2 separate regions of the Homo sapiens genome follow, and region 1 is linked to region 2. Evidence: chromatin contacts called from ENCODE Hi-C or POLR2A ChIA-PET data. All regions are on one chromosome and are shown on one strand. The core of a region is the stretch at or near the end of the contact, and the rest is flanking DNA. Distances in the headings are between cores, read along the strand shown.

Evidence for each region. Hi-C counts contacts between places; a loop is a spot of excess contacts on that map. ChIA-PET counts read pairs that join two places held with the same protein, here RNA polymerase II (POLR2A).
Region 1: a map of mesothelial cell of epicardium shows a loop between it and region 2 (30-fold over the local background). The contact joins two enhancer-like sites. A Hi-C loop is called at or near these places in 1 of 168 maps with a recorded cell type or tissue (mesothelial cell of epicardium). POLR2A ChIA-PET finds 5 or more read pairs at or near these places in 1 of 52 experiments (WTC11).

What each region holds. Positions count from the first base shown.
Region 1 is chr2:9,988,829-9,992,859 of GRCh38, forward strand. It overlaps GRHL1 (grainyhead like transcription factor 1), which reads left to right. Exons shown (of 16, transcript NM_198182.3): 10 at 1,868-1,919; 11 at 3,179-3,318. Among named protein-coding and RNA genes, the nearest start is that of GRHL1, 39 kb to the left of the region's middle. Within about 2 kb of position 2,088, at least 5 of the 41 ENCODE cell types and tissues checked have a DNase peak (open chromatin) inside an H3K27ac peak, as active enhancers do.
Region 2 is chr2:10,218,060-10,222,307 of GRCh38, forward strand. No RefSeq gene overlaps it. Among named protein-coding and RNA genes, the nearest start is that of MIR4261, 28 kb to the left of the region's middle. Within about 2 kb of position 2,557, at least 2 of the 41 ENCODE cell types and tissues checked have a DNase peak (open chromatin) inside an H3K27ac peak, as active enhancers do.

The sequences.
Region 1 (4,031 bases), core at 838-3,337, 230 kb before region 2:
GGGTAAATCTGATCTGTGTTACTCCATGTTATGTAGAAACAGAAATACCTTATTCTTTATAGATACACAGATAAATAAGGAGGGACAGTCCTATTTTGTAATAGGACTGCACCCTCCACCTTTTGGAGGAGGGTGGTGTTTATCATCAGAATGAAGTTATGGTTAGACTTGTTAGAAGGGACAGAGAGACCCAGACCAACTTCATACAATAATGGCTAGGAGATTGGGGATATTTACCTGTTTTTCTGTGTCAGGGAGGGACTGTTGTGTCAATGTTACATAGCAATTTTTATAAGCAGGTTGTATATTTACTATGTTAGTATGCTACCACCTTCTAGAAAAGGCAGAAGGTGGTTTTATATTCTGTTTTTAAAATGTGGTCCTTATTATATAATAATGCTAATAAGATCAGTGGGATTTTTATTGCCTCTTTTTGCTCTCAGCAAATTTATTTAACAGAAAAATAAGCTACCAGTTCATCCTTAACTGGAGCACTATGTAAAGAAATCTGTACCATCCAGAAATTAATTCCAATAAGTCAAGCAAAATGATTAAATGTAATGTTTTTAAATATGCTTCATTGCCTGATTTTGGGCCGTGTTTGTTACTAATATGGTTCTTTTGAACTTTGTTGTTGTGGGTTCAGCTGCATGGTACTATCGGTCTTTGAGCAGTTGATATACAGAGTACACGAGTGTCTTTTTCTAGGACTCTGAGTACACTTTTTCTCTTTTTTCTTTGAGGGAGTCTCACTCTGTCACCCAGACTGGAGTACAGTGGTGCGATCCCAGCTCACCGCAATCTCTACCTCCCAGGTTCAACTGATTCTCCTGCCTCAGCCTCCCGAGTAGCTGGGATTACAGGCATGCATCACCACGCCCGGCTAAATTTTTTGTATTTTTAATGGAGACAGGGTTTCCCATGTTGGCCAGGCTGGTCGTGAACTCCTGGCCTCAAGGGATCCACCCACCTCGGCCTCCCAAAATGCTGGGATTACAAGCGTGAGCCACCGCGCCCAGCCCACTTGTTCTCTTTTAAGTGATGATGCATATTTCTAGTTCCATCTTCACTTTGTGAATTCTGCTTGGTTAGATCTGCCACATGGTTGATACCAGGCCCTTGGACTGAATCACAGCCTTCAGTGATAACCTTGGCCATATAGGAGAGTATACTCAAGAGTAGGGCCAACTTGGGTTTTTTCTTTCATTTCCTTTTCCTACTGGACAAAGGGAAAATACCCTTGTGTCTTTGCAGGCATGTGGTATACTCACAGATTTTCTCAGCTTTCATTTAACACGACCACATCCATTATAAGGAGAAATTTTGCTTTTTTTTTTTGAGACAGAGTTTCGCTTTGTCACCCAGGCTGGAGTGCAGTGGTGTGATCTCAGCTCACTGCAACCTCCACCTCTCAGGGGTTCAAGCAGTTCTCCTGCCTCAGCCTCCCAAGTAGCTGGGACTACAGGTGCCCGCTACCACGCCTGGCTAATTTTTGTATTTTTAGTAGAGGTGGGGTTTCACCATGTTGGCCAGGCTGGTCTCGAACTCCTGACCTCAAATGATCCACCCACCTCGGCCTCCCAAAGTGCTGGGATTACAGGCATGAGCTACCGCTTCCGGCCGGAATTTTGCTTTATTTGTTTTTCAAATAAATGTTGTTCCCTGTGATTTCATAGAATTAAAAATAATTTTAAGACTAATCTTTTTAGAAGAAACTACTATGATAAGCCTCATGAATATAGTAAGTAATGGGGTTCCTGTCCAGAGAAGGGAGAAAGGCTTCTTCTTCCATTGGTCAGGATAAGAGTTAAATATTTTAAAGAAGATTGGAAAACAGAATCATATCTTGTCTTCTCTTAACCTACAGGGAGCTGAGCGGAAAATCAGGGATGAAGAACGAAAGCAAAGCAAAAGAAAAGGCAAGTGTCCTGACCCCAGCTCCCAGGTGAATGCCTGTAAGTAGAAATGTTCCCGGCAAGCTTCAGACCTTTTCCATTGAGAATGGTGGCTGGAGTTTGCACGCAGAAGACAGTGGGTGTTCTTCCTGTTCTGCAGTGTGGCACTGCCTCTTCCTCAGATCAGCAGCAGATGCCAGCTCAGCGGGAGGGGTTTTCCTGGGGACTACAGGATAGATCCCTGGGTTTTCCCGACCTCAGCGTTTTTGGCTCTCAGTTCTAGTTCAGACTTCTGTTTCCAGTCTTGAAAAATGACAACACGTTCTGCATGAATCACTGTTAAAATTGGGACTTATCTAGATTTTTTAAAGTAATAATAATGGTCTTGAGAATTCAAGATGTCTTAACTCCAAGTAAGATCATATTTTGTATCTAAAGTATAGTATTTTAATATTTGCAGAATCTATAGGGCTTCTGTTTGGACATTTCACCAGGAAGGCTTTGTTTTCTTTTTTTTTTAATTGTGACCAGTATTCATATTCACAAAATCTTGTATCTAAAATGAAGAAAGTGCTGTTCTGTGCCTGTAGGGTTCCATCTGTAGTACATGGGCTTCTGGCAGCTCTTTTGAATGGTCTGTCTGGCTCAGCAGACATTTGCCCTGCAACACCTTAGTCAGGATTCTCCTACTGGTATCAAAGTACAAACTCCCAGTGACACTTCAGAGAGCAGCTGACTAACTAGGAGACCTCATTACTGAGTACTTCAGGGCCAGCCAGATCATTGGGGAAGATGGAGTCTCTAACTTACTAAATTAAAAATTGGATGGGCATGCTTACACTTCACCTCATTGTCGAGTTTCTTGATATGTTCTGAAGTCAATGGGTCCATGAGTGTTGGAATGTAAATTATTTAATGAGGACAGCTGAGGTGAAATTTCTTCCAAATTATGTTTACACAATTATACATTTTAGCCTTTCCAATGAAAACTAAATACGCTCTGCCTCTGTCGCAAATCTTCTGTGGATATGCGTCTGTGTGTGTTTGAAGATACCTTTTCCCTTTTGATTTGATAAGACATTCAGTTGATTTTAGTGGAAATACACACAACAAATTCCTTTACATAAACTGGGATTCTTAGGCAGGCAGCGTGCCCTGTTGTATCTTACAGAGTGCTACACTTGGAGTATCTTACTCAGAGGCGAGCACTCTGTGGCCTGCATCCAGTCTGTATGTAATCCTTTGACCTTGGCTTCCTCTTTTTTAATTTTTTTTTTTTTCAGTTTCTGATGTTAAAGTGCCACTGCTTCCCTCTCACAAGCGAATGGATATCACAGTTTTCAAACCCTTCATTGATCTCGATACTCAGCCTGTCCTCTTCATTCCTGACGTGCACTTTGCCAACTTGCAGCGGGGCACTCATGTAGGTAACCAGGATCCCAGGGGAGGTTACCAGGAAGGAAGGCATGGCAAAAGGAAATTCTTTGGCATTATTCATGGGAAACAGAAGCCAAAATTGAGTGAGGTTTGACCAGTTAGTCAGCTCTTTGGAATATTCTGCTGGGGTGACATGATGCCCGTGCAATAAAAATGGTAAGCATCGCTGATTTCAAGGTGCAGTGCAGCCTGTCAGCTTTATTCTGTTTGTATTCATTCATTCATTCGTTCGTTCTTCATACCTACATATCCTAGCTCATTTAAAAGATTCTAGAATAGTAGCATAATTTGGAGTTTGAGCCTGTCATCTTTTTAAACTTAACTTGGGGCAATACCTAGGTTAAGGAGCTCTTATAACATAAGAACATCCGAAGGCTTTTCTCACAGTTCCAGTTACTGAGCCGTCCTTGCCACGTGTAGTTACCAATGGCCATGTCTTGGCAACTAAAACTAAATTTTAAAAAATGGTCACGCCCTGTTTTGTGGCAAAGGCTTACAAGGGATAGAAACTTCAGTAGAATGAAGCATGGTTTTATGCTGAGTGCAAATAAATATCAAAAAGACAGTCTTTCATGCACTTTGTGGACAGATTTATAAGGACTAAAGATTCGTCAGAGTTCTTGGGGCCATGGCCAGTACATTTAGTTTCTAATGGGAAGCTGGAGGTGAGCAGGGGTTAGCACACTGTTTTTGTGAAGG
Region 2 (4,248 bases), core at 1,307-3,806:
CCATCCGGTCAGCACAGCCTCCCCACTGCTGCCAGTGCCCGGCCTGTGTGCAGGGCTGCTCGCCACTCCAGGCCACCTCTGGCCGGAGCAAGGACACAGGTCCTGGTGGTACAGGAGGAGGCTGTCCTGCTGGAAAAGGGGGTGGCCCTTGCCATCTAACCTGCAGGCAACTGCACCTGCCACGCTGGCCCTTCTGCGGCAGCAGCCCAGGTTCTGGCTCCCTGTGCCCAGGTGGTCCTCCCGTGAGCACCTCTTCTAAGGACTCCAGACTTGCAACGGTTGCAGGACTGCCCTGCTGAGAAGCACAGGCAGTGCGCACAGCCTTGGACATCTGGGGCCAGTGCCCCAGCAGGGGGATGGAACTCCTCTGCTCCTGGGGGCCTGGTGTCTACTGTGCTGGATGGCCTCCCCAAGCGTCCCACCCCTCACTCCCCAGGTGCTCCTATTTGGGTTTGAGCTTTGCTAAGCACCACCCCTGCTCTGTGTTGGGTGCTGGGGCATCTCCCAGAATGCCCCACCATCTGTGACCCCATAGGAGGAAGAAGGGGCTCCGGGGCTCTCATTTGCTGAGGCCTTCAGAGGCATGAGCTCATGCCATCCTTGCAAACCTCCAGCAAAATGAGTGTCGTATTTCTGTTTACAGATGAGGAAACAGAGAAGTTAGGTGCCTTGTTCAATGCCCTAGAGGTAGTAAGTGGCAGAGCTGGGATTCAAACCTAGAAACACCTGTCTCCTTGTAGCATGCACCATGTCAGACTCTGGAGAAGCCTTTTGTGGATTGTCTCTGCCATGAGACCTCACAGACCCTAGGAGAGAGATGCTGTTTGCTACGGTCTGAATGTTTGTCCCTCCAAAACTCATGTTGAAATTTAATTGCCCTTGTAGCAGTATGAAGATGTGGGGGCCTTTAAGCGGTGATTAGGCCATGAGGGCTCTGCCTGCAGGGATGGGATTAATACTGCTATAAAAGGCCAAGTTCAGTTTCCTTCTGTCTCTCTTTGCCCTTCTGCCTTCTGCTGTGTGCTGATGCAGCAAGAAGGCCCTGGCCAGAGGTTGGGGTTTGGGGTTAGGAAGGCCTTGGACTTCCCAAGCCCCAGACTGTGAGAAAATAAATTTCTGTTCATTAAAGAGTACCCAGTCTCAGGTATTCTGTCATAGCAACACACTATTCCTGCACATTACAGACAAGACACTATTGCTGTCTGTTTTACGGGTGAAGAAATTGAAGCCCAGAGAGGCCAAGCAACTCACACAGCTGGGAAGTGGCAGGGACAAAATCAGATCCCAGTCTGTCTGTCTGGAGCTGTGATCACACTGCCTGCTGCCTCCCACCAGCTGAGCACACAAGAGGCCCCATCAATCCTTAGGGTTGCCATCCTTCAGGGGGCCTTGCCTCTGTCTACAGGACAGGCTTGGCGCCACGTGACGAGCTGCAGTTCCCTTTAGAGGTGAACCCTGTCCTCCCCGGAAGGAGGCAGCCTTTTCTCTTTGAATCTTTTTTTTTTTTTTTGAGATAGAGTCTCGCTCTGTCGCCCAGGCTGGAGTGCAGTGGCGCGATCTCAGCTCACTGCAAGCTCCGCCTCCCAGGTTCACACCATTCTCCTGCCTCAACCTCCAGAGTAGCTGGAATTACAGGCGCCCGCCACCACGCCCGGCTAATTTTTTTGTATTTTTAGTAGAGACGGGATTTCACCGTGTTAGCCAGGATGGTCTCGATCTCCTGACCTCGTGATCCGCCCACCTCGGCCTCCCAAAGTGCTGGGATTACATGCGTGAGCCACCGCGCCTGGCCTTCTCTTTGAATCTTGATCACGGCCTCCTACCTCCCCTCGGCTGAGGCTAACTGTAGCAGGGCGTGGGGTTCAACAGAGAAGAGCAATTAAGGCCTCTGAGCCATTTGTGCTGATTTTCCTATTAAGCTGTTGTTACCATCCAGGCTGAGGCGGCCAGACTTGGGATAATGACTGGTTTTGCAGATCAGCAGGGTGTAAAGGAGATTCTGCTGTTGGTAAACAGTTTGGCAATTTGAAGAGCAAATTGTGGCCTGCACGAGGAGCGGGGCGGATGCCAGGCTACCCCCGTGGAAACACTGGGGAAGGAAGCAGCGTCTGCAGCGGGGGCGAGAGACTGGAGGGAGAGAGGTGATGGCAGGAGGCAGGCGGAGTCGGCATGGACTGGGTGCCATCTCCACAAACTTCCAACCCTGTGGCCGCCAACGTGCTGGGGCTGAGGGGTCTTGTTCTGGCATTGTGGTCCGATGGGAGACAGACACGTGGGTGGGTTCTTAAATACAACACACGACCACAGTGCGACACCACTTCACACCCACCAGGATGGCTCCTACCCCAAATCGGAAAATAACAAGTGTTCGTGGGGATGTGGCGAGGCCGGAACCCTTGCGCACCATTGGTAGGAGTGTAAAATGGAGCAGCTGCTGTGGAAAACAGTCTGGAGGGTCGTCAAAAGATTCATGGCAGGATTATCAGAGCATCACAGAATTCTCATATGATCCAGCAATTTCTCTTCCGGGTATACGTAAAAAAACTGAAGACGGGGACTCAAGCACATTTTTGCACAGCTGTGTGTACAGTAGCATTATTCACAATAGTCAAAGGTGGAAACAACTCAATTGTCCATCAGTGATGAATGGATAAAAAATGTGATGTGGTCTCTCCATACAGTGGAATATTATTCAGCCTTATTAGAAGGGGAGGGAATTCTGACGTCTGCCAGTACATGGATGATCCTTGAAGACATGAACCTTGAAGACATTAAGTGAAATACAGCAGTCACAAACAGACAAGTGCTGTGTGATTCCACTCCTGTGAAGTGCCTACAGTCGTCACATCCATAGAGACAAAGGCAGAATGCTGGGTGCCGGGGCTGGGGGGGTGGGGAGCTGTTGTTTAGTGGGTAGAGTTTCGGTTTGGGAAGATGAATCAGTTCTGTGGACAGATGGTGGTGATGGTTGCACAACAATGTGAGTGGACTTCATGCCACTGACCTGTACACTGAAAAATGATTAAAATGGTAAACTTTATGTATATCCTGGCAATGACAAAACAGTGCCCAGACGGGAATTCCGGAGCCCCAAATCTGCACAATGAAGCTGCAGCCAATTCCTCTGGGGGTGGGGGGGTGGCGGTGACAGGTTCTAGTAAAAAATACTTGCTTTGAGGACTGGTTAACTCATTCATAAACCAGCAAGCGCTGGCTGCACCTGCTCTCTGTGGCACCCTGGGAGATGGCCAGCTGTGGGCGCCCGAGGGTGGGTTTCAGCACCACTGCAGGGGAGGAAGAAGGGTTGGGGGGATGGGGGTGCGAGGTCTCCCCAGGCCTCAGAGGCCAGCGGGCCCTGCTGCCATCAAGGGCGAGCAGGGGCTCCCTGCGGGGGGGTTTGTGCCTTTCCCGTTAGGCCCTTATCAATAGCGCAAGTAATTTCAGGTTTGGCTGGGAAAAATTCACTCAATCAGCTGGCGTCTATCATTTCCCCATAATGACTGTGTTTTTCTCTGGCTGCGAGATGCCCTGAAGCACTTATTTTCTTGAACTCAGAGCAGCTGCAGGGTCCGACTGTGGGAGCTGCCTTGGCAGGGGTCACACTTCCTGCCTTTTTCTTTCTCCTGCAGGAATTTAGCTGTCAGCGCCAGGCGAATCGGGTCCCTGTGGCGGGTTCCTTCTCCCCAGCCCCCTGCTCAGCTGTCAGGATGGAGGCTAGATGTCACCTCTGCCGTGGGCCCCCCAGAGGGGAGGTGGTTAATCAGGGTGATGATGATGAAGATGGCAATGACCCCTTTGGGGTGCACAGCCCTTTACTACTGACACCTCCTATTCCTGCTTGATATCTCATTTGAAGTGCACAGCCCTTTATAGTTGACATCCCCTATTCCTGGTTGATCTCATTTCATCTTCACAGCCATCCCAGGGGTTCAGGGGTTATCCTTATTTTCCAGGGAAGGCTCGGAGAGAGTCAAGAAATGCATCACCCAAATGGCCACCAGTACAGACGCTCTAACACCGGCATGACTGATTCCATCACAGAGCTCACCCCATGTAGTGGGAGTTAGGGATTTTGTGGCTTCTCATCAAGAAGCCTTTTGTCCTCCATAAAACAGGTGTGACATGCCTTCCCAGTTGGCCTCCCGGGCATGGTGAGAACAATCAAAGAGACATGGTGGATGGGGCGGGAGGGCATGAACTGGGAGGAGCCATCTGATGGGAGAAAGGGTCAAGGGTGGCACGACTGCA